Linked DNA regions of Mus musculus: regions 2 and 3 are each linked to region 1. The links are chromatin loops, found by intact Hi-C in ENCODE. Cell type or tissue: gastrocnemius. All regions are shown on one strand.

Region 1 (8,000 bases):
TGGTAACACTCTAGCTGGACCTATATGAGGCCTTGGGTTCCATGCCTAGCATGTGGAAGAAATCTCATGGAAGATGACTACTAACTTGTGGTGGAATGTCTTAGGAAGAGCCAGCGATAGAGGCTGACTTCATTGTCCTCGGGCCTTTCGATCTCTGCCTAGTAGTGTTTGCTTATCCAATCTACTGGTAACCAGTGGGCAAGAGAACAGTTGCTGCTGTCTCAGGCTCCTGCAGTAGGGAGTGGGTGGAAGAGTAGAGAGTGGGTTTGAGAGACAGGGAATGTCTTTAGTTTGTAATCCATGTGTTTGTTAAAGGTGACTTTTCTTGTCTGTTTTAGGCGCTCCTTGAAAACTTAGACCATGTCTCACATTTACATGGTTTCTAATATCTCATAGTGTTTATTTAGTTCAATGAGAATTGAAATGTACACGCACGTGTGCATTTGTGTATGTGTTAGAGAGACAGAGAGTCAGAGAGGGACAGAGACAGAGGAGAGTCAGAGAGAGAGAGAGAGAGAGAGAGACACAGAGAGAGACAGAGACAGAGACAGAGAGAGACAGAGACAGAGAGACAGAGAGAGACAGAGAGCTGTGATCTTCCATCTTCCAAACCCTGGGTTTGAAAGACAGAACAGGGAGAGGGAACAGACACTACCTTCAGGACATGACATAGCCATTGCACACAAGAACTCACAGGAGCCATGTCACCATTGCAAGATGAAACCAAACAGTCAGCAACCTGACAGAGCTAGTTAGACCCAGTGGGCTCTAGAAAACCAAAGCACAATGAAAAGGTCAAGAAGGAGGGGGAGGAGGGGGGAGGGGGGAGGGGAAGGGGAGAAAGATGTTGGCAGTTGCTGGAGGCTGGGGGTGGGGTCATGAGAGAGAGTTGGGATAGGGTGTGGGAGAGGGGAGTGGGCAGAGAGAGTTGGGGGTAGATATGATCAATATATAGTTTGCATTATGAAATTGTCATAGAGTAAAAGGTATTTTATCTAAAGTTCACTAAATGAGACACATACCCTTTTCTTTAATTAAAGCAAATAATTTTCTTTGTAAAAAAAGTGTTCATTTTCCCTTATTTTTATTCTATTAATATTATTAATTTGGAAACAGAGCTAGAATGTACCTGTACTATTAGTATTCTTATTTATGATTTTTCTTATTATTTATTTAATTTTGAAGCAATGGTATTTGAAATAAGTTGATACTGGAATTGATATTTAAGAACAGTATTCTTTTCAAACATCAGTCGTATGGAGTATTCAAAAAATAAGATGGGAAGGAGATAATTGTTTAGAAAGAGTAAGGGGGAAAACTGCCTGAATTTTCTTGAAAGCGCACAGGCTGCGAGCATAGCAATAGCGAGACCACTCCGAGGATCTCAGATACATTGTAGCCATGTAGCTGCTCCTTAGTATCCCCTTTCTGTTGGTTAATTCTGAATGCTACTCCAGCCTTCCCGAGTGAGTTTGCAGGCGATAAGCGCAGGGAGGGATTTCTTGCTAGGGGCAATTTAGGTCATGGCATGAGCCGATTATTAATATTGTACCGTGGCCCTATTTTCTTGTAAAAGGACCCCCAAACGGAAGGAAATTAGTCTGTCTCTGTCTCTCTGTGTGTCTCTGCCTGTCTGCTTGCCTCTCTCCTCTCTGTCTGTCTCTGTCTCTCATTCTCTTCGAGGGTGGAGTGTGCCCTCCTCTTATTACTCTGTAGGCGCCCTAGAGGGTCACACTGTAATGTGGGCCGGTCCCTTTGGCATTTGGATAAAGCTGAGGTGATCTTTGTAGGAGGTTGCTATGACAATTTGCAAACAGCAGAGCCCACAGAACAGCAGGAGGTAGCTCCCTCTGGACTGAAGTCTGCTCTAGCTGGGGCCAGCACTCTCGGGGACCTGGGGACAGACACAATGAACAGGACAGTAAAAAATGGACCCGGGACTCCAGGAGCACTTCAGAAATTAGGCACCTCCCAGGAAGGAAGTGCATGCCTGGATGCGGTCCAACTTTCTTCCCTATCTGCTGGGATTTTTTGAAGCTTTCCCTCCACACCTGGCTGTCCAAGTGGACAAAGGTGCACAAGTGTGCCACGCGCGACAAAGCATAAGGTGTGCGACGACAGAGAAGAAAATTTTTGTTCTTTCTGGGAAACAGAGGCTATAGACCACAAATGAAAAGGGCGGGGAAATTCTCCACGTGTCTGGGAAGGGAAAGGGAAAAGGAATCTTTTCCTCCGAGGATGTGAGGAATCAGAGGTGTCGCACCAGTGCAGCAGAGAGCTGAAAGGAAGGTGTGTCTGTCTCAGTGGCCGCGCCGCGCCGGGGAAAGGCTTGGAGTTGTAAGGAAATGGGAGGTGTCTCTGATGTTTATTTTTGCCTAGCAACCCACAGCCAACTGCTACCTCAGCTGCGGTCCACAGGCGCCTGTCTGCCTCCCCTTGTCCTAGCGACTGGAGGGCAGCGGTCACTCGGTGTCAGTGAATCAGGGAGGGCGTGCGTGGCTGAAATGAAGGTGGAAGGGCAGCCCCTTCCTTCGTCCATGCTTGGGTCACCAGGCTCAGCCGCAGTCCCTCCTCGGAGCCTGACTTTCCGAGGTGACCCTCATACAACTAAGTTCTCTCCATGATAAACTGGGGAGAGGGGCTGGCTGGGCCACTGGGACAGGGACAGGGACTAGGGTCGGGGCCAGGGGTGGGGGGCCGCAGTATTGTCTGGGAGCAGCCATTAGGAGCGGTGTTTAGGGGCGTGATGGAAGAGGGAGTGGTCTCTGCAGCAATTTCGGGAGGAGGCCGGCCGCGGTAGGTTGCGCGGTAGTGCCGGGAGGGGCGTCGCAGGGGCGAGGGGGACCCGGGTAGAGGGCAGATGGCCGTAGGGGAGGCACAGGGCGAGCCGGAGTCGCAGTTTTCCTGGGAGCGGAGGGCGGCTCTGCGGAAGATCGGAGGGGGTGGGACTCCCGGGGTGGCGGGTGGGGGTGGGGTGGCCGCCAGCCTGTGTGGCTGGGGCCGGGGGTGGGGGGTGGGGGGAGTCCGGGGCGGGGCCTCGGCGGGGGCGGGGCTGGCCTTCTCGGGCGCGAGCCGCGGGGGCGAGCGTGTGTGCGAGTGTGCGCGGACGCGCGCGGGCCCGGGAGGAGGCTCCCGAGCGAGTGGGTCCCGGCGGCCGCAACCCGCTCCCCGCGGCCCCGATGTGAGGGAGTCGGGGAGGCCAGCGGTGCGGCAGGGGAGGGCGAGGCATGTGCACGGGCCGGGGGGTACAGCAGCCGCCCGAGGACGAGGGGGACGGCGGCGGCGAGGAGGAGAGCGGGGGGCTCGCGGCGGCGGGTCCGGGCCGAGGGGATGCAGCGGACTGCGTGTGTCTGGCTGTAGCGGGAGCGAGGCGGCGACGAGGCGCGGGTGACCCGCGTGAGGGGCGACCAGGAGGCGGCGGCGGCGGCGGCGAGGAGTAGCGGCGGGACCGGCGGCGAGGGCAGCACTGCCATGCACGTTCCTCTCCCGCGGCCATGTTAACCAGGAAACCTTCGGCCGCCGCTCCCGCCGCCTACCCGACCGGTAAGGGCCCCGGGACCCTGTCGGCGGCGTGGGGCGCGGGCTGCGCGCGTTGGTGCCCCGGGATCCCCGAACCCGGCGGGTCGAGCGAGGGCCATCCGGAGCGCGACCCCGCCGCTGCGCCTTCTCGGTGGCCCGCCCTCCCCTCCCCCGGCCCGGCGACGTGGGCTCCGGAGCTCCGGCCCAGCACTGCTCCCCGCCGGGTCGCGAACTTAACTTTGCAGCTGGCGGGTGCGCGCTGGGGAGTCGCGTCCCGACCCCCCTTGTTTCCCGCACGCCGCCGGCTTTTCCCGGGCCGGGTGTCTCCTTCCATCTTCTCCCTAGAAGAGGGGGTTCGCTGCCCACCGGGGCGGGGGCGGGGGGTCTGGGTGGCTCTCTTCCCCCACCCTGACCCTCTTTTGTCTCCTCCCGCGCGTGGCTCCCAGGCCGAGGAGGGGACACCGCCGTTCGCCAGCTTCAGGCTTCCCCGGGGATCGGCGCGGGGGCTCCCCGAAGCGGAGTGGGGACCGGCCCGCCCTCCCCCATCGCCCTGCCGCCTCTCCGGGCCAGCAACGCTACCACTACAGCCCACACGGTGAGACCTGGCTTCGGGTGGGCGCCAGGCAGACCCCTGGCTTGTTGGGTTCCGACTGTGGGAAGAGAGGGCCGAATCTCCACGCCCCTAGCAGGGGCCTGTCCTCGACGCCGCCCTCTGCAACTTGGGCGAGCCCCGAGCTGCTGCCACAAAGGAGATTCGTGGCGTGGGCCCCTTGCTTCCCTCTGGTGCTCGCCCACCCCAGGCTCCTTTTCCTGGGAACTTCCTCCTTGCGCCCCCTCCCCCTTTTTTCATCTCTGCTTCTCAGAGCTCCCTTCCCCCCCGACCCGGTAAACATCTACTCCCAACCCCAGGGGTAGTGGATATTTATAGAAACGTATGTGTTAGGGGACAGCTAGCCTACCCTGCCCGGAAAATCGATCCCCCAAAGAGCCTCCGAGGCCTGGCTCCAGCCAGCAGGGAGCACCCGCCAATTGTCCCCCGCGTGTGTAAGCATGTTTTATGAGAGCTACAGGTTTGAGCACAGCAGAAATTGTAATTAACATTAACAAAAATAAGAGCTACAGCAGTAGTCAAAACAAAACAACCCCCCCCCCCCCGCAGGATTCTCAACGTGGATATTGCTCAAAAGGAAAGACTGGGCTTTGCTTTGTAGGTGGCAAAGGAAGGGCACCTGACAAGGGCTGTCCCTTGAGTCCCTGGGGAGGAGAGCGGAGCCTGGGACTGGTAGCTGTAGAGACTGGCAAGCTGGATGTGACTTCAGAATGTACCTTTCCTCGGCTCCCAGCGATGGCCTTTGGATGGTGACCTGGAGCCTAGAGGAGGTGTGCGCTTGCAGAAGGTGGTGGTTTCAAAGGTCTCTTTCCCAAAGGCTCTCTGGGAGCGTGAGCAACCTAGGATGGTTTCTATGTGAGGTTGCTTGCAGGGCATAGGATTTTGTTACCAAGTGAAAGTTGGTTGAGAGCACCCACCCATGGTTTGTGGCCTGCAGGGAGCATCTCTGGGGGAGGGGGGTGGGGAATCATGTGTGACTGAAACTTGCTTATCACAGGAGATGAGAAGAAGGTGGACTTTAGTTGTTTGTAATGGAGACATATAAGAGAGGTAGATAATCTCATAGACATGTTTTGTTATTCTCTCTGTTTTTCTTGTGGGTCTATCCTAGGGGCTGGACATACACAGAATTAACTCATCTGGGTTGTACTGTTGCTGGGAAAGAGAGCCTGCAGTTAGTAGGGATGTGATTGCCACAAGGGCATCCTACAAAGGAACAGCCATTGGTTTTAGAGGTTTGGATTTTTTGTGGTTTTGGCTGGTTTTGAATCATCTGACAGTTTGGAAAATACAGCGTCCATCCCCCTCCCCCCAGCTCCCCCTCCCCCATGTGTTGGTGTGCTCATGTTACATGGTGTGAACTGGAAAAGAAATAATTCAGTTTGCCTCTGGTTTCCCAGTTTTTGTAAGGATGGCCTTAGCCTGATCAGAACTTCTTTGCGGTTGAAATATGTCATGGAACCGGGTGAAGGAGAAGTTGTCACTAGCAGAATAGCCTGTGTGGCATCAGAGAGGAAAGGCCATGAAGGCGATTTCGGGATAGACGCCTGTGCTTTGTGACCTGTGTGTGACATGGCTGTTTGTAGTTGAAGGGTGAACTTCGGCTACTCTGCATCCTTGGATGCTCCGTTTTGAAAGTGAAGCTTTGTATTTCAAATGTTACTTTCGACTTGGTTTGTGTAACATTGCAGGTTTCCCAGATCAGGCATTAAGGAGCACAGAGTTGATCTGGCTCCTCTGTGTGTTTACCTGAGGAGGCAGACTCCACAGGTTAACTGAGCTGTCAGGAGTCCAGAGGCAACTCTGATGTGTATTGCCGAGTCACACACCCTCCCGAGTCTTCGTTTAATGTACTATTTGGGACTACTAGTTCTGGGAACCAGTATTAGCTTAATTATAAATACTAGAACCTTTACAGATCCAGAGTCCCAATATTCCACATTTTCAAAAGTGTTTATGTGTTTGTTTCTGGAGCAGTTACCCCTGGGAGGAACTGTGGAGGAATGGCAGAGGGAGAAAGAAAGGGCAGGAAGAAAAATGAGCAGAGCAGGGGGGCCCTTTCTCCCTTAAACACATGACAGGATTATGAACTTTGGAATTTCCCATGGTAGTTTGCTTTCTTTTTTTTGTATGACGTTTATTGTATACTAGAGCAATTTAGTTTGGGTCAGCTTGTCCTAAAAGTAAAACCAATAAATATCTCAATTCTCATTGGCTTTAAAAAATAATAATAATATATGGGCGATGATAAAATTTTTGAAAACTTTTAATTTCTATAGATTCCAAGATATTGGTATATATCCTTATAACTTTTAATGCTTAAATTATTCATCAGTGATTTTATTTTTTAACCTCCACGGTTTTCTTCCCATAACAGCACACATCATTTCTAAGATGATTTGGGGAGGCTTTAAAACTCCCAGAAGTCTTAGCACGAGGAGCATCTGTTGCTTGCCATTTTGGTATCGCGAGAGGGTGATGAAGTGGCAGACTTCTTAGCCTTTGTTGTCGGATAGAATTTTCAATACTAAAACATTGCATGTTCCCAGGAGGGCTTTATGGGTCTCTCCACGTTAATGCATGCATTTCTGGGGAGTTGGACCATCACCTTTAGTTAGTGTCAGCTTGTATTCTTGAATGTGACCCATTGTAGTATTTTAGCAAATAGGGCCAACCCATGGTCGCTGACTTCAAGAGGCTGAGGTGAGAGTGAAGAGTTTTCAGTGTTCTTATGTTTATGATCTGGTCCTGGCTTGTCTGGCCTTTCTGGGTGCCCCTCCCCCTAGTCCTCCATGTGTCAGTTTTGTGCATTTGATTTTGGTTGGGATTTCAGGCTTCTTCTTCTTCCTGGAAACTTCAAGTAAATATCTTTAACTCCTGGAATGTGTAAGGCTCTGGGGTGTTGTTAAGATGTCTACCTCAGGTACTTTTTAACCAGCTGTCCTTTGCCTCGGAGGCACAGCGAGATCTTGTGACTTGGGCCTCTTGGGATATTTCCCAACTCCCTCAGTGTTGACTTCATGTTTTCTTTTGAAGATGCAAACACCATCGCTGAAGAATGACTCTGAGAGACATTTCTTGATGTGCGCGCTTCTAGCCGGGAGGTATTCATTAAATTCCCACTGTGGACCTGAGTTTATGTTGTCGAGGGCTTAAAAATTAGAGGTGACCCTCTCCTGTAATTTCTCAGCAGCTGGATATATAGGTGTGATTTTTTTTTTGTCAAACCAGAGTGAAATGAAGCTGTGAATGGTACTGTAGGTGTGGGGTGGGGGGAGGGGGAATTGAATAATCAGAGGACATGAGAGCCCTGGGTTTTGAAGAATGAATAGGAGTTTATCATATGAACATTGGTAAGAAGGCGATTCCAAGTCTGAAAAGGGCTGTGGTCATAGCTGGCACTGCTCAGGACTATACCCAACACTTTCCACGTGTAACCCCTCTAATCTCCCTAATATCCCTAATGAGGTAGCTTGGGACCTTTTTATACACAAGGACACTGCAGTTCTGAGAGATTAAGTAAACAGCCCAGGGTCACACAGTAACTGTGGGCACTGCACTCACTTGACGGGTGAAAATCTCTGGGCTCTTAGAAAACTGTTTCCATCAACAAGAGAGGGTGTGAAAATGCACAGGATCCCTGGGTCTTGGGAGTTCAGCCTTGTTCCTCTGAGATGGATAGATCAGACTTGGAAGAGCTCAGGCCAGATGCGTTCTTACTGCAGGCATTGGCTCTGGTGGTGGGATGTAGCCGTGGGCCACAAGAAAAGCAAGGGCAGTGTCAGACAGACAGCGTGTGCATGCCAACTCTAGAAAAGACTATGGAGAAGGATTTGAAGAGTTTAGGCTATGAAGCAGGGTGCGTCTGGGC
Region 2 (8,000 bases), 270 kb after region 1:
CAGCTAGAGTCAAGAGCTCCGAGGTACTGGTTAGTTCATAATGTTGTTCCACCTATAGGGTTGCAGATCCCTTTAGCTCCTTGGGTACTTTCTCTAGCTCCTCCATTGGGAGCCCTGTGATCCATCCAATAGCTGACTGTGAGCATCCACTTCTGTGTTTGCTAGGCCCCGGCATAGTCTCACAAGAGACAGCTACATCTGGGTCCTTTCGATAAAATCTTGCTAGTGTATGCAATGGTGTCAGCGTTTGGATGCTGATTATGGGATGGATCCCCGGATATGGCAGTCTCTACATGGTCCATCCTTTCGTCTCAGCTCCAAACTTTGTCTCTGTAACTCCTTCCATGGGTGTTTTGTTCCCACTTCTAAGGAGGGGCATAGTGTCCACACTTCAGTCTTCATTTTTCTTGAGTTTCATGAGTCGCCCGACACCCGCAAGGGCCCACACAGGATTCCCCACGGGATCCTAAGACCTCTGGTGAGTGGAACACAGCGTCTGTCTGTTTTTCAAGCATCAACTATTGGGCAGGCTTTCGTTATTGAAAAGGATAAGCCCTGCTTCTGCATATATCGGGGTCCTTGAATTCAATTCCAAACTCATTTACGGTGCCATTGAGCTCTAACAATGAACACTTACCAAATGTGTATGAAAATCCACTTACCAAATACTGTCTTGTAAATGTCTCCCTAGCAATATTCAGTAGCTAGTAGCTATCCCCTGAGCTACTCAGAGAAGGGGGCAGGGGAAAAGAAGCCTTCATTGAGCCAGTCAGTGACTCCCATGTCAGGCCAGTGAATTGGTTGCCCCTGGAGCACAGGGTAAGCAGCCCTGTACAGTTAGTCCCAAGGGTCTTATAAGTAACTACCAAGGCTGATCCAACCAGGCCTGGGGTTGGCCTCACTGCTCGAGGTCAGCAGGAAGTGGAGCTCTTCCGGAAGTTCACCCTGGTTGTATCTGAAATTGTCCTTTGGCAAAACTGAAAGATTTCAAGTGTAGAATGAAAGGCTTCATCCATTTTCTTCTCAGCTCTTGGCTAAGTCCCAGCTGCCCATTTGCACAAGGAGTGATTTTGTGCGAACAGAATTGAATGTGTTACCTCAGCAAAGTGATTGTTTCAAAGAGCCTTCCCCTCCCCCATCTCTGTTTAAAGTGTACCGGGAAGAACTCCCTAACATCAGCTAAGAGGTGCAGGAGTGTTGCAGTGTAGCTTTGTCTGCAGCTGATTTGGAACTGTCCGCATTTGCTTTCTGATACAGGGCTGCCAAGAAGGGACCCAAGGGCTGGACGAAGAGGAATGAGCTTGTCAGTAGCAGATAGCCAGCGCCTTTTTTGCTTCATCCCTGCCAAGGGAGCCACCAGCAGCCAGTTCAGAGAACACCTCGCGAGGGAATCCCGTGCGCCTTTCCTTTTCATTGGAATGACTTAAAGAGTCCTCTTCTGGGAAGAGGAATTTGAAAGATTGAACTCCCTGGGACTAAGATAAGCTAGGTGTCCTCAAAAGAGCAAGCAGCGAGCTAGCAGCCTGGACGGGGAAGTACGTTGCTGTCTCCAGTCTTAGAGGTGTGGCCTGGTGAGGGTTCGCGGAACAGAACTTCAGTTGTGAGTGTTGTTTTCTGTTGTAACCTATGAGCATTGTCAACACAGCAGTGCCGGGTAATGTTCATCTCCTCACGTCTCCTAAAATGGAATATTTGTTAGCAGATCAGAAAAAAAGCATTAGTAACTATAGCATGCTTTATAGATTAACTATGGTCAACTTTTTTCTCAGACCTTTCAAATTGCTCATATAATTAATTGTCCTTGAACCGGGGTCACGTGGAAACCTCAATAAAAGCACAAAGCCTTCTCCTTCCAGGTAGTTGTAATCTCGTAGGTTTTAAGAAGAATCTGTGTTTTATCATTCTTACAGATAATTTTGACGTAGGCCAAACTTTGCTACTGACTGGGTTAGAGGCACCCGAAGATAGTCATTTTGATTTGTTCTAATAACTTTATCCATTAGATTAAAAGGGAGGGGACACCAACCGGTTATCTAACACCAAATCTTCAGCTCTGAAACTATCCAAACATAGACGAGACATGCTATATTTGGAAGTATAGATGTATGTATATATACATTGTTTGTGTAATAACAATTAATCTTAAATGGGGGCCATGAATTTGAAAGAGAGCAAGGAGGGCTATATGAAGAGGTTTGGGGGAGAAAGGGGATGGGGGAAATGATATAATTATATTGTAATATCAGAAAGAAAAGTAAAAGAACTAGAAGATATGCCTGAACAGCGAATCAGTTTTACAAATCTTACTTGTGCATATATGAGTGCATGTATGGGCCTGTGTATGGGTGTGTGTTATGAGTGTGTGTGTGAGTACATTCATGAGTGTGTGTATGAGTGTATATGGGTGTGTGTATGAATGCATATATGAGTATGCATATGTGTGTGGGGGCCTGTGTATTGGTGTGTGTATGAGTGTGTGTATAAGAGCACATATGAGTGTGTGTGTATGAGTGTGTATGAGTGGATGTATGAGTGTGTGTATGGGTGTGTGTATGAGTATATGTGTATGTATGAGTGTATATGCATTTGTGTATGTATGTGTATGAGTGTATATGGGTGTTTGTATGGTGTGTGTGTGGGTATGTATGAGTGTGTGCATGGGTGTGTGTTTGGGTGTTTGTATGGTGTATGTATGAGTGTGTGTGTGAGTATGTGTATATGTGTGTATGAGTGTGTGTATGGGCATGGGTATGAATGTGTATGGGTGTACGTGTATGAGTGTTTAGGGGTGTGTGTATGAGTGTATAGGGTTGTGTGCATGAGTGCATGTATGGAGATGTGTATGAGTGTTTAGGAGTGTGTGCATGGGTGTGTGTTTGGGTGTTTGTATGGTGTATGTATGAGTGTGTGTGTGAGTATGTGTATATGTGTGCATGAGTGTGTGTATAGGCATGGGTATGAATGTGTATGGGTGTATGTGTATGAGTGTTTAGGGGTGTGTGTATGGGTGTATGGTTTGTGTGCATGTATGGAGATGTGTATGAGTGTGTGCATGAGTGCATGTATGAGTGTGTATATGAATATATGTAGGAGTGCATTATGGGTGCATGTATGGGCACATGTATGGGCGTGTGTATAAGTGTGTATGGGGGGTCAGCTCTCAGAAGTCTGACCTCTCGTTTCACCATGGGTCTCAGGGATCGAGCTCAGGCCGTCAGGCTTATGCAGCAAACGATTTTACCCAGTGAGTCCCTTGGCCAGCCTACAAACCTTCCCTTTAAACATAGAGATGTAGACACACCTTGTGTCCCTTCAGGATCCCATTTGGCTAAGTCATGAAGTAGAAACTTGAAAACCTAACTCTGCAGATGTTAGAGTCTAGGTTTGAAGTGCCACAATCCTGTAAAACCCTGCCTGGAAACCAAATCCTTGCTCTCTCATGGCGACCAAGTTTTCTTTGGTTCCTAGCTTTTAACAAAAGAACTCGAGATTTGAAGCCCTTCTAATTAATTGTCCATTTCTTGAGGGATGGAGCCTGTCCTATGAACACCTCCTCCCTCCTCTAGCAACACAGTAACAGCTTTGCAATAAGCACTATATAAATGTATCTTAATTTTCACTAGTTTGTAAATTTCTAATTTATACTCATTTTTAAAAATTAAGGACGCCGATGAAATGTAAATGTAATTACTGTTAACAGTTTGAAAGACTGGTGTGTATTTGCAAGTGTATTAAACTCTTTGGGAAAAAAAGATGTTTTCTAATCTCAAGTTATTTCTCTCAGGGTTGGGAAAATGCTGCAATTTGCTTCGAAATAGACTCCCAAGTGTTGATTTAGCATCTTTCATAAATACAATCCCCACGCCTCTGCTGTGTAACTGCTTGTAAATAGATTGGCAATGGATGTATAATAAACAGCTCTCTTTACAAACATCTGAAGACACCATTCAAATACACCAACACACGAGACAAAACTACACATCAGTTTGGTGAATACTTAATTATCCTTCCTAAGTACCTACTACTATGAGACACAAATACTTTGCTTCCTGCTGACATAACATGAAGCCATGGGAGGCAGGAGGCCAGCAACGGTGCCCTGACTGGCCAGAGCCTTCAGGAATATAAGAACAATAATCAGTGTGCCAGCAGCAACCCAACTGAGCAAGGGCTTCTACAGTGGTCTCTGTCCTTCATGAAGTCACAGTCTAGAGAAGTCAGAGGCACTGAAAGTCATTTGTTGTAAAAGCTGGGAAAGGCCACATAGCTATGTATTGGAAAGAGAGAGAGAGAGAGAGAGAGAGAGAGAGAGAGAACTGCCTGTGGTCAGGCTTAAGAGACCAGAAATATTTTGAAGAATAAGCAAGGAGTTCACCCAACAATGACTCTGTAGGCAGGGGTTCGGTCTACTGAGCTGGGTTTTCAGATAGTTCAGGATACCTCAGCGTGTGCTCTGAAACAGCTCAACAAGAAAACATATGTGCCAATGAAGGACTGAGCAGAGGAGCCAGTCTCAGCAGAAGCCAAGAGTCCAGTCAATACTCTTAGACCATATAAAATCTCGTTCCGCTCATGGAAATACAGGCAGCAGGGTGCCCCGCTTAATAGAACAGAGGGATGGAAGCATCCATAAAATAAGATTTATTCATTTTCCCTAGTAAGGGCCGAACCTCTTTGTGTGTTCTTGTTAATTTATAAACTTTCCAATTCATAGTCCAAGGACCCATCCCGCTGTTTTCAAATAACCGTTAGAGATAATCTTCGGGGTTTTATTTAGACCATATGACCTTAATTTTTATTTCTGCTTCACTCAGCGCAATGCTACTTATTTGCTGAAGTCCTAAATTAGACATCCAATTAGATTACTTACCGACACCTAGTGGCGAAGATCGGAACTGAGGGCTATTGCAAAGGTGGCCCTTGTGTGTCTAGCCATCCCACGTTGGTCCAAGGTAGCGTTGGCATTTCAGTTTCTCTCTTTTCACCCATCTCATCCTAATGATGCTCAAGTTAATCCACACCGGCCTTTTGGCTTTAAAAATACAACTTTATAGAGAAATGAGGCCAAAGGAGAAAAAGAAAGGACAAGAGAATTGATCGTCTGCGGGTTAGATCCACTTAGAAGACAAAGTCAACAATGGGGCTTTAAAAATTATTTATCAGGCATATCCATACCAAGAAACAGACTGAAAGGTAAACTGCTCGATTGATACTTAAATTCTATCTTTTCCACTTATATTTTGTTTTGTTTTGTTTTTGTTTGTTTGTTTTGTTTCATTTCAGAGACAGGGTTTCTCTGTGTCTTGGAACGCAAACTATAGACCAGGCTGGCTTCTAACTCAGAGATCCACAAGCCTCTGCCTCCCAAGTGCCCGGATTAAAGGTGTGCACCATCACACCTGGCTAGATTTGAAAGATTAGAGTGAGCATGTTTAAGGTAACTGAAAGCCAAGACGTAGCTAAGTTTAGATTTTGTTTAAAGAGACCGTGCGGCTGTCATCTAGTGTGAAGAATCTTTCTAGTTTCTCAATTTCTGATCCCTCCAACACTCACCTATTTGCTTTATGATGTCTACTTGTTTTTCCTGCTAAAGACATCAACTGAGATGGGAGCATTAATCTACAAGTTAGAGTGTTCTGAAAAAGAGGCCGAGGACTTGCTCTCCCAGCATGATGGTCTTAACAATCCACCTAACCAACCAAAGAAGCAAAACCATAAAGGAAAGTGGCAGTTAAGCCATGTTATTAATTAATTAATTAACTATGTAAAACAAAACAGCAAACTCACTAGGAGATGCTGGGGGACCTTTCACACCTTAGAGTCGGAAGCCATCTTAGACAAACACCACCCATGAGTCTGGGGAAAACACAAAATAAAAACAATACGGAGAAGCAGGATTCTACATAAAAGCCAAAACAGATGTTGGGAGCTACAGACAAGAGAGCCCTAATCCTCAACAGGAGTTGGTTTGCCAACATTGTATAATCCAGCACATTCACCAAGACATGGCGTTCACCACATATGGGCTGAGCCCCTTTAAGACCCAAGCTCTGCTGGGCGGTCATTCAAAACAAAAAAAGCTACTTGCTCCTTGGAGGTAGATTCCATAGGTAGTGGTGTGACACAGTGGTTGGGATTCTTAGGTCCAAATACGAGAACTTTAAGAGAACCCTTTCATCCCTGAGTCTAGCCAGCTCCCTTGCAAGTGTTCTTTCCTATGTCTGAACTGCCAGCATATATATATATATATATATATACACACACACACACACACACACACACACACACACACACACACACACATACACACACACACATATATATATATATACACATACACATATACACACAAACACACATATACACATACACGTACATATACATACACACACATACACACATATACACATATACATGTACACACATATATGCATATGCGCATATACACATACATATACCCATATACACACATATATACATATATAAACATACATGTATACACATATAAACATATATATACATATACACATATATACGTATATACATACATATACATATACACACATATACATATACATAAACATGCATGTATACACATATATACACACATATATACATCCTATACATATACAACTACATATACATGTACATATACATATAGTCTTTGACTACCAGTCCCGTCGATTTCGCTATCAGCTGAGAGTTTAGTAAGCACCATGCTAATGCGTGTTTCAGGGAAGAAGCAATTAGTAGGATGCAGGTCCTCCCCTCTACCTGCTCACCATCTCAAGAAGAAGAAAAAAACAAGCACGGAATGAAATTCTTATAATGTTTTCTAGTGAATGGCATGCCAGAGGAGACTCGGGATTCTGAGGAGCACAAAGTAGGTGATGCTTGGGAGAACTATTGTGGATCCTTAAACCTATACAAAGGTTCTTGTTCTAGCAGCACCACATAGTGCTGCTGCCAAACTATAGATGTAGCAAAGTCCTGCCTTGTCTGGCCTCAGTGGGAGAGGGTGAGCCTAATCCTGTAGAGACTTGATGCCCCAGGGAAGGGGGATGCCTGGGAGGGAGGGGAGCACCTTCTCAGAAGTGAAGGGGGTGGGATAAGGTGAAGAACTCTGGGAGGGGGACGAGAGGGGGGCAACATTTGGGATGTAAATTAACAAAATAATTAATTTAAATATAATAAAAAGCTTCACACATATATTTCTTTAATGTATTATACTTGATGTCATATGTTTTAACATTACAAATATCTGTAAATTATTAGCAGACCACAAATTTGTCTTTTAAATTTTTTTGCTCACTGAACATAATCAGGTAATTTGACATTAAGTTGTCTTAGGGTTTTACTGCTGTGAACAGACACCATGACCAAGGCAACTCTTATAAGGACAACATTTCATTGGGGCTGGCTTGCAGGTTCAGAGGTTCAGTCCATTATCATCAAAGTGGGAACATGGCAGCATCCAGGCAGGCATGGTTCAGGAGAAGCTGAGAGTTCTACATCTTATCTGAAGGCTGCCAGCAGAATACTGGCTACCAGGCAGCTAGGACTAGAGAGGGTCTTAAATCCCACACCCACAGTGACACTTTCTCCAAAAAGGCCACACCTCTTAATAGTGCTACTCCTTGGGCCAAGCATATTCAAACCATGAAGTAGATGAAATTTTAACTTGAAGTCAATTTGCCTTGTTTATTTTTTCGAATATTGTAGAAAAACTGCCATTGATTGCTTTCTTCTATGTGAGTATACTATCTATGCTTCAGACATATTATAAATTAAACAATGACAATTAGCTTTGGGTTGATGTTTAAAAGCCCTGCTTTCAATTAGTGCATATCCCAATTAAAAAACGGGCAAATTATTTATTAAACATCTTTGTGGTCTTACAAGTGTGATCAAATCCTAAAGCAAAAAACACACCTTCAACTATATAGATGTTCCATATCAACCCTTGAATCTCTTCACCAGAGAGAGAGAATACAGTTTTC
Region 3 (8,000 bases), 230 kb after region 1:
GTGTGTGTGTATGTGCATGTGTGTGTATGTGTCTGTATGTGTATGTGTGTGTCTGTCTGTGTGTGTATGTGTGTATATATGAGTATGTGTGTGTATGTGTGTATGTATATGTGTGTGTATATATGTATGTGTGTATGTATGTATATGTCTGTGCATGTGTGTATGTGTATGTACATATATGTGTGTATATGTGTGTATTTGTGTGTATGTGTCTGTATCTGTGTGTGTATATGTGTATATGTGTGTGTATGTATGTGTGTGTGTATTACGTGTGTATGTGTATGCATGTATATGTGTGTATGTGTGTGTATATGCATGTATGCATATGTGTGTATATGTGTGTGTGTGTGCATGTGTGTGTATGTGTGTATATGTGTGTATGCCTATGTGTGTATGTGTGTGTATGTGTGTGTGTGTGTGTGTGTGTGTGTGTGTGTGTGCGCGCATGCATCGTGTCATCTTTCTCTGAGGATCTGATTTGATTCTCAGCTAGTACCTTTTCCACTGCACTGCTTCACAAAGCTCAGGGGCTCCAGTCTGCTATGTGTGCCCAGGCTCTGTAAAGGCAGGGAACATCTCTGAGACCTTTGCATTTCTGTGGTCTGTGCCCAGGCAGGGTTCCCTGCTTCTGATCCCCTGAAGACTGAAGGAAGAGCTACCTGGATCCTATCCCTGCTACTTTAACAAGCCTACTTGGCCACCAGAAGGGAGTGGACACATTGCATGCTATCACCATTTAATCTTAGCATGAAAATTCAATTACCTAGTCTCAAGATTCAATTTGGGAGGGGGACAAAACACCCCAAAGACACAAGGTGACCTGTCTGGGTGGTATGACCTAGCCCACAAGCCAGATAATGATGCCCTTCTGTCAGCTGGGCCCCAGGAGCTGCAGCCCGGAGGGAGAGGAGCCCAGCCCTGACAGATGGCAGCAGAGGCTGGGCTGATTATGAAGCTCATCCAGCCCGAGCCTTTATTTCATCCCCAGCACCAAGGTCCCTTCTGAACACAGGCTGTTTACTTAAAAGACACACACGCCTGCTTCTGTTCATCTGATTCACAGTATCAAAATGAACGTGGACAGCCGTCAGATGGTTTTTTCTCTTTTTCTACTAACGATTCAATTCTGCCTCTTGTTAAGGAAATTCATAATCCATTTTGCCCCATAATTATTTTGTGTAAGTGGGAAATCAAATCGGAAGTGGCGGGAGAGAGAGAATGCCAGGAAAAGAAATTCAAATCGGAGTGGCTTCTTGGCTAACGCTATTTCTCTGCGAGAGTAATTCAGACTTTTGTATAGACCCACTTGGAAAAAAAAAAAAAGAGGCAGCAACCAAATTGGGCAAGCGGGTGGTTTCCAGAAAAGAAAACAGATGCAACTCAGAAGCTTGGTTCTTGGTTTTGCTTTTCTGTGGGAGAAACCTCAGCTCCCCCTCTAGCAGAAATAAATAAGTGGCTTCAGGATTTGTCCCCAAAGTGAACTTCACACCCGTGCTATATGTAAACACTTCAGACCAGAGGGGGTGAATGCCCAGTGGCACGTGAACAAAGAAGTCCCCAGGAAGAAAAGCAACATCGGAAAATGATCCCAACCTCTGCCACTCAAAACACCAGGGAGGAAAAATGTCACCCCAGGCAGCAGCTGTGAATGACAGCATGCCCCAGATCTCACTCAGGGTCCCTTCTGGCCAGGTCTTATGCTGTTTGGAAAAGTGACAGGGGTTATATTTTTGTCACCCAGCTGTTGCTTTTTGTCTTAGTAGGCAAGAAGCTGTGATGGCTTCTTGGCGACCCAAGGTTGACTTATTTAGAACTGTGTGCAGTGGCTGATGGAGGAAGGGCTCCAAGCAGGTGCTCTCAGCAGACGCGCATTCTGGAAAAAGCAAGGGCGTGGGCCAAGGTACCAAGTGAAATGCCATCTCATTAGTCAAGGCAAGGCCCTGCCTGCTGGCTGCCTGTCTTGAGAGACTTGTATGGTGGCTTCCCCCACCCCTTTTTTGGCATAGCCTAGGATAACAGCTTTCCCACATTTGAAGGTTGCAGAGGGGGAGGGGAGGGTGACTAGAAGGAAAGCAATTTTTTTCTTTGTTATTCTCCAGTTGGTGGATTATACCTGGCCATAAAAGCAACGTGGTTTAGAGTAGAGGGTCCTGTTATGTCTGTAATCCTAGCACTCAAAAGGCTGAGGCAGGAGGATCCCTGGGAGTTTGAAATCAGCGTGAGCTACATAGTAAGTTGCAGGCCATACTGGGCTATCACTCAAAAGCAAACACACACACACACACACACACACACACACACACACACACGCACGAAGAGGGAAACAGAGGTGGAGATAAAGATGAAGGTGAAGCCGGAGGGGGAAGAAAGGGGGAAGGGGAGAGGGAAAGAAGAGGAGGAAGAAAAGGGGGAAAGGGAGAAAGGGAGAAACTAAGAAGGGAGAGAAAGGGGAGGGGGGAAAAGGAGAGGGACAGGGATCGGGACAGGGAGAAAGAGAGAGATCTAGAGCCCAGGACAGGGAACCCAGAAACTCAATTTTAGCCTTAACTTTGTCACTAATGAAATTACTTTAGATAGGTTACGTATTTATGCCTTTGAATGCCCATTTCTGACAGCATAAAGCAAGATAGTTGTAATAGAGAATACCTACTATGTTCATGTGTTCTGAGATGAAGAAACCTTTTCTAATTCCAGGCCTATTCATGTGGACCCTCGTGTGTGTGTGTGTGTGTGTGTGTGTGTGTGTGTGTATCCATGTGCACATAAGCAGAAGTCAAAGCTAGCTGTCAACTGACTTCCTCTATAGCTCTCTACCTTACTCTTGGACACAAAGTCTCTTACTGTCCCCGGAAGGCACCATTCTGGCCATGCTGGCTCTCAGCAGCCCCAGGGATTCACCCACTTCCACCCCCACCCTCAGTGCTGGGGTTACAGCTATGCACAGTCATGCTTCGGTTTTAGTGAAGGCTGGGGATCCGAAGTCAGGCTCAGTGCTGAGACTTGGATTTATTAATCTCAGGGCCTCCAAAAGATTGTGCATTTTAAATTATCTTGTCCTCAAGCAAACTGGCTTCACTCAAGGCTGAATGGAGAACCTGAGTGAGATGCTGAGGTGACTCTCTGTACCTCATATGACTGTGGCATAATCCCTTCCCGAAACAACTGCTCCGAGAAAGCCAACAAGCAATTCTGAGCATCAATCAGACAACGGGAGTCCAGCCACCACTGTCCAGTAGCGCTTACACGGAAACGGGCAATGTCATCACAGCCTGAAACTCTAGCCAGTTTCTGATCACAGAAGTCGCAGCTAACGTGACTGAAGGATGAACTTGAGAAGATTTCTTTTTTTGGTTCAAAATGTAAGCAGTCACGTCTACTCCTTCAGGACAGTACCAATCTCAGATTCTGCTCCAACAAGGCAACCTGGGGTGAACTACGGTGAAATGAAAAGCAGGCCTTTTGTCTACCCTCCATTTCAATACTTTGGGACAACAACGAAACTGTGTGACTCCGATCCTTTCATCATTGAGGTAATATAGCGCTGTCTACTTCATAGCTGAAGCTATGAAGCTGAGCAACACATAGTTGCTGAGAAGACTGGTAAAGTCAACGTGTGGACTCCTTTGAGGAGAATCAAGTCGAAGATACCACATGGGATGGAGAATGGTTTCTTTTATACTCAGTACAAACTATGGTGATTCTGAGAACATACAATGAACTGGGGGCAGAGTGTTGTCATATGTGAGAAATTGAAGCTAAATAAACAAAAAGAGGCCAAACCACAAGGTCAAAGAAGATGGAACAGAAGATGGGAAAAGACAAGACACAGGGTCAATGAGAGGCTGGCAGACAGATCTTTCAGGTTGATATACATTCATCATGAGAGAGATGTGGACACAGGTCAATTGTGAATACTAATAAACAGGAGAATCATGTAATCATAACAAACAGAAGAACTCACAGAGTTGTAATAGTACTGGACGCAGGTTACATTTGAAGCAAAGAGTTTTGTTTTGGCTCCCAGTACGGGAAGGTAAAATCCAAGACTGATTGGGACGTGACTATACGCTTCTGGTGAAGAAAACCTTTCATGACACAAACAGCCACCAGAGCAAATACTCATACTTCAAGCCAAGAAATAGAGAAAACCTGAGTCCCCTGTCCCACTAGAGAGTGCACTCATCATTTAAGCTCCTTCCACTGGGGTCCAGAATATTCAATACCACCACCCTGTGGACCAAATCTTCACATGTGCATTGGAAGGACACGGGAAAACCAAAGTGCTTGCATTAGGGACACTTTTCACTCATCCAGCTGCCTTCTAGAAAGATCTCTTCAGAAATGAATCCAAGGAGGGACCAGGGAATGTGAAAGAACAGACGTTTTCTGTAGTCATTTGGATGGCTCAGTGCAGACAGGAGGAGAAGCGTTGGCTATTTGGAGGGGCCCCCACCAGTCACCGTAAGTTAACTTTCTATGTACACACTAGTGGAATTGAAGGTAGACTTGGTAAAGAGGCACTGGGAACCCATCAGGATAAGAGAGGCAGCAAGTGTCTGGGGAGACAGTACATCTGGGGCTGGATGGCTTTGGGCTTGGTTTAGCATAAGATCTCTTGGTATAAGAAAGGAAGGGAGCAAGAGGAAAACAAGAACATCCTGAAACCTTCTAACATCCAAACTGACAGTGTCCCTGCCCTTTGCTTGTTTTGCCCAGGACCAGAAAAGAATAGCTCTGGGTCTGCCTTGGTTCAAAGTCAAACGTCTGCCAGTTGGTAGCAATGACTTCGTTGAGCAATGAACTCTTTTAACCACATTTTCCATGATGGGTCTAATAGCTCAATCCTCGAGGGAGTGGGTATAATAATGTATGTACAGAATAACACAATCACTAAAGCACAGGAAACACTAAAAATAAAAGTAACTCTTATTAAATATTATATACCATTGGATTCAGTGGAAAAGCCATTCATCCCTAGGTGACATCAGGCATTGCAATAGAAGCACTTTTGTTTATAAATCAATTTTCTTTAATTTTACTTTTGGAATTATAAAAAAATATAAATTCCAAAAAGTCCTTGATTTCTTTCTTTATTCCTTCCTTGACCAAGGTATCACTGAGAAGAGTTTTGTTCAGTTTCCACTTGAATGTTGGATTTCTATTATTTATTTTGTTATTGAAGATCAGCCTTAGTCCATGGTGATCTGATAGGATGCATGGGATAATTTCAATATTTTTGTATATGTTGAGGCTTGTTTTGTGGCCAATTATGTGGTCAATTTTGGAGAAGGTACCATGAGGTGTTGAGAAGAAGGTATATCCTTTTGTTTTAGGATAAAATGTTCTGTAGACATCTGTTAGATCCATTTGTTTCATAACTTCTGTTAGTTTCACTGTGTCTCTGTTTAGTTTCTGTTTCCATGGACCTGGAGGGCATCATCCTAAGTGAGGTAACCCAATCACAAAGGAACTCACACAATATGTACTCACTGATAAGTGGATATTAGCCCAGAAACTTAGGATACCCAAGATATAAGATACAATTTGCTAAACGCATGAAACTCAAGAAGAACGAAGACCAAAGTGTGGACACTTTGCCCCTTCTTAGAAATGGGAACAAAACACCCATGGAAGAAGTTACAGAGACAAAGTTTGGAGCTGTGACGAAAGGATGGACCATCTAGAAACTGCCATATCCGGGGATCCATCCCATAATCAGCTTCCAAACGCTGATACCATTGCACACACTAGCAAGATTTTGCTGAAAGGACCCAGATATAGCTGTCTCTTGTGAGACTATGCCGGGGCCTAGCAAACACAGAAGTGGATGCTCACAGTCAGCTATTGGATGGATCACAGGGCCCCCAATGGAAGAGCTAGAGAAAGTACCCAAGGAGCTAAAGGGATCTGCAACCCTATAGGTGGAACAACATTATGAACTAACCAGTACCTCGGAGCTCTTGACTCTAGCTGCATATGTATCAAAAGATGGCCTAGTCGGCCATCACTGGAAAGAGAGGCCCATTGGACTTGCAAACTTTATATGCCCCAGTACAGGGGAATGCCAGGGCCAAAAAGTGGGAGTAGGTGGGTAGGGGAGTGGGGGGGGGAGGGTATGGGGGACTTTTGGGATAGCATTGGAAATGTAAATGAGGAAAATACCTAATAAAAATATTTTAAAAATATAAATACTGCTTTCATCTATTAATTCACCATTAATTTACATTTCTCTGAATTTTTAAATTATGATTTTTAAAAATAAACCGTATTGAAGTTCAATTGACACACCCAAAATTACCCATTTTAGGTGGACAAGAGGGTAATAACAAGATGTTCCATTTTAAGTATGGTGATTAGGGAGAGTCACACCAATGAGGTGATACTTGGAAGACCTTGTGGTGGTCTGAATGAGAGTGATCCCAATGTGTGCATATATCTAAGGACTTCATTCCCAGTTGGAGGAACTGTTTGGGAAGGACTAGGAGGTGTGATCTCATTAAAGGAAGTGTGTCACGAGGGTTGGGCTTTGAGATTTCAAAAGTTCATGCTCTTCCCTGTTTATTTTCTCTGCCTCCGAGTTGTCTCACAAGATGTGAGCTCTCAGTGTCCACCCCAGTGCCACACCTGCCTGCTTGCTGCAGTGCTTTCCACCATGACAGTCATGGACTCGAGACCTCTGGAGCTGTAAGTCCAAACTAAACTCTTTCTTCTGTAAGTTACCTTGGTCACGCTCTCTAATCAGAACAGCAAAAAAAAAAAAAAAAAAAAAAAAACTAAGAGAGACAGGACTAGAATTCCAGGCAGAGATTAGAAAGTAAAAGGTCCCGAGGTAAAAGCATGCACATACTACACTCCTGTTTGAGGAAACTCTGAGTGGGCAGTGCCATTGAAGAATAAGAAGACAGGACATAAGAAATCAACATAGAGAGGGAATAGAACAGCGTTCAAGTTTATAAAAGACAGTTATGATGTTTTTTATGATGTTTTTGTTTGGGTGGGTTTTGTTGTTGTTGTTGTTGGTGGTGGTGGTGGTGGTGGTGGTGGTGGTGTGTGTGTGTGTGTGTGTGTGTTTGTGTGTGTGTGTTACAGGAAAAAAATCAGTGTTAGGGCTTGAGTACAGCAGTGAACAATGAGGTTTATATTCGTAAATATCAGTTAGTTGTGACATGGTTTCAATATGAAACTGTCCCCCTAAGTCTCATGTGTTAGAGGACTGGTTCTGAACAGATACTATTATTTTGGAAGGTTCTAGAAATTTTAGTAGATTGGGCATAGTTGGAGAAACTGAATCTCCAAGTATGTGGTCCCTTATTTATGCCTGACTTCTTTTTGGATCAGCCCTTCTTCTTGTCTGACATGAGGCAAACAGCCTCCTTCACCCACAGACTCTTGTCACCACAGGGTTCTACTCAAGCACACAGAACCAAGAGATCATGGATTGAACCCTTGGAAACCATAAGACAAAAGAAGCTATCTCCTTTAAACTGTTCCCTCAGGAACATCAGTCATTGCTATGCCAAAGCAGCTAAGTCTGGCTGTCTTGAGAAGAGGCGCCCGAAGGGTCAAGACCAGTAGGGATATGGCACAGTCACAGTGGAGACTCAGACCAGCAAGGACGTTACAGAGTTGGTGAGAACTTGCTAGGTCATGGGGCTATTTGCCAATAACTTGAGATGAGCTTTAAAAGAAAAAGGACCAAGGAAGACTCATAGGATACTTGTCTGAGTAACCATCAAGCAGTCAGTCTACTTGAGAAGATAGTGGGGGTGGGGCAAAACTGGAGGGCTTCCATTTGTTTGAGGAGTTTATTAAAAGCTCAACTTCAAACCCAAGAGTATCCCCGCTTGTACTGCTATATTGGAAAACATTTTGTAATAAAGGAGAGCAATACAGATTCCCAGCAGGGCCATGAGTGGAGCATATACAAACCTTTAGGATTCTTGGAACAGAAGAGCTGCAAATCCAAGCACATTTGCTGAAAAGCCTGCTAAGGTGAAAGA

What was found. Hi-C counts contacts between places; a loop is a spot of excess contacts. Peaks named below come from ENCODE experiments on the same cell type or tissue, not always from the same donor. Only the 100,000 strongest peaks of a DNase experiment are listed, where the experiment ranks them.
Region 2: it touches region 1 in a loop (4-fold over the local background); 17 of 42 quality-filtered maps call a loop at or near these places.
Region 3: it touches region 1 in a loop (7-fold over the local background); 3 of 42 quality-filtered maps call a loop at or near these places.

What each region holds. Positions count from the first base shown.
Region 1 is chr10:118,864,264-118,872,263 of GRCm38, reverse strand. It overlaps Dyrk2 (dual-specificity tyrosine-(Y)-phosphorylation regulated kinase 2), which reads left to right and starts at 3,361. Exons shown (of 3, transcript NM_001014390.2): 1 at 3,361-3,543; 2 at 3,966-4,114. The coding sequence starts at 3,495. It overlaps Gm40777 (a long non-coding RNA gene), which reads right to left and starts at 487. Exons shown (of 3, transcript XR_872090.1): 1 at 1-487. In gastrocnemius, no CTCF peak of the experiment used is centred here; DNase peaks (open chromatin) are centred at 4,037, 4,183, 4,501, 4,797 and 4 more places; H3K4me3 peaks cover 5,914 bases; H3K27ac peaks cover 5,804 bases.
Region 2 is chr10:118,589,706-118,597,705 of GRCm38, reverse strand. No RefSeq gene overlaps it. Among named protein-coding and RNA genes, the nearest start is that of Ifngas1, 37 kb to the right of the region's middle. In gastrocnemius, no CTCF peak of the experiment used is centred here; DNase peaks (open chromatin) are centred at 1,308 and 4,884; H3K4me3 peaks cover 245 bases; H3K27ac peaks cover 389 bases.
Region 3 is chr10:118,634,166-118,642,165 of GRCm38, reverse strand. No RefSeq gene overlaps it. Among named protein-coding and RNA genes, the nearest start is that of Gm33337, 78 kb to the left of the region's middle. In gastrocnemius, a CTCF peak has its summit at 4,233; DNase peaks (open chromatin) are centred at 1,230, 1,655, 1,939, 2,865 and 2 more places; H3K4me3 peaks cover 852 bases; H3K27ac peaks cover 2,057 bases.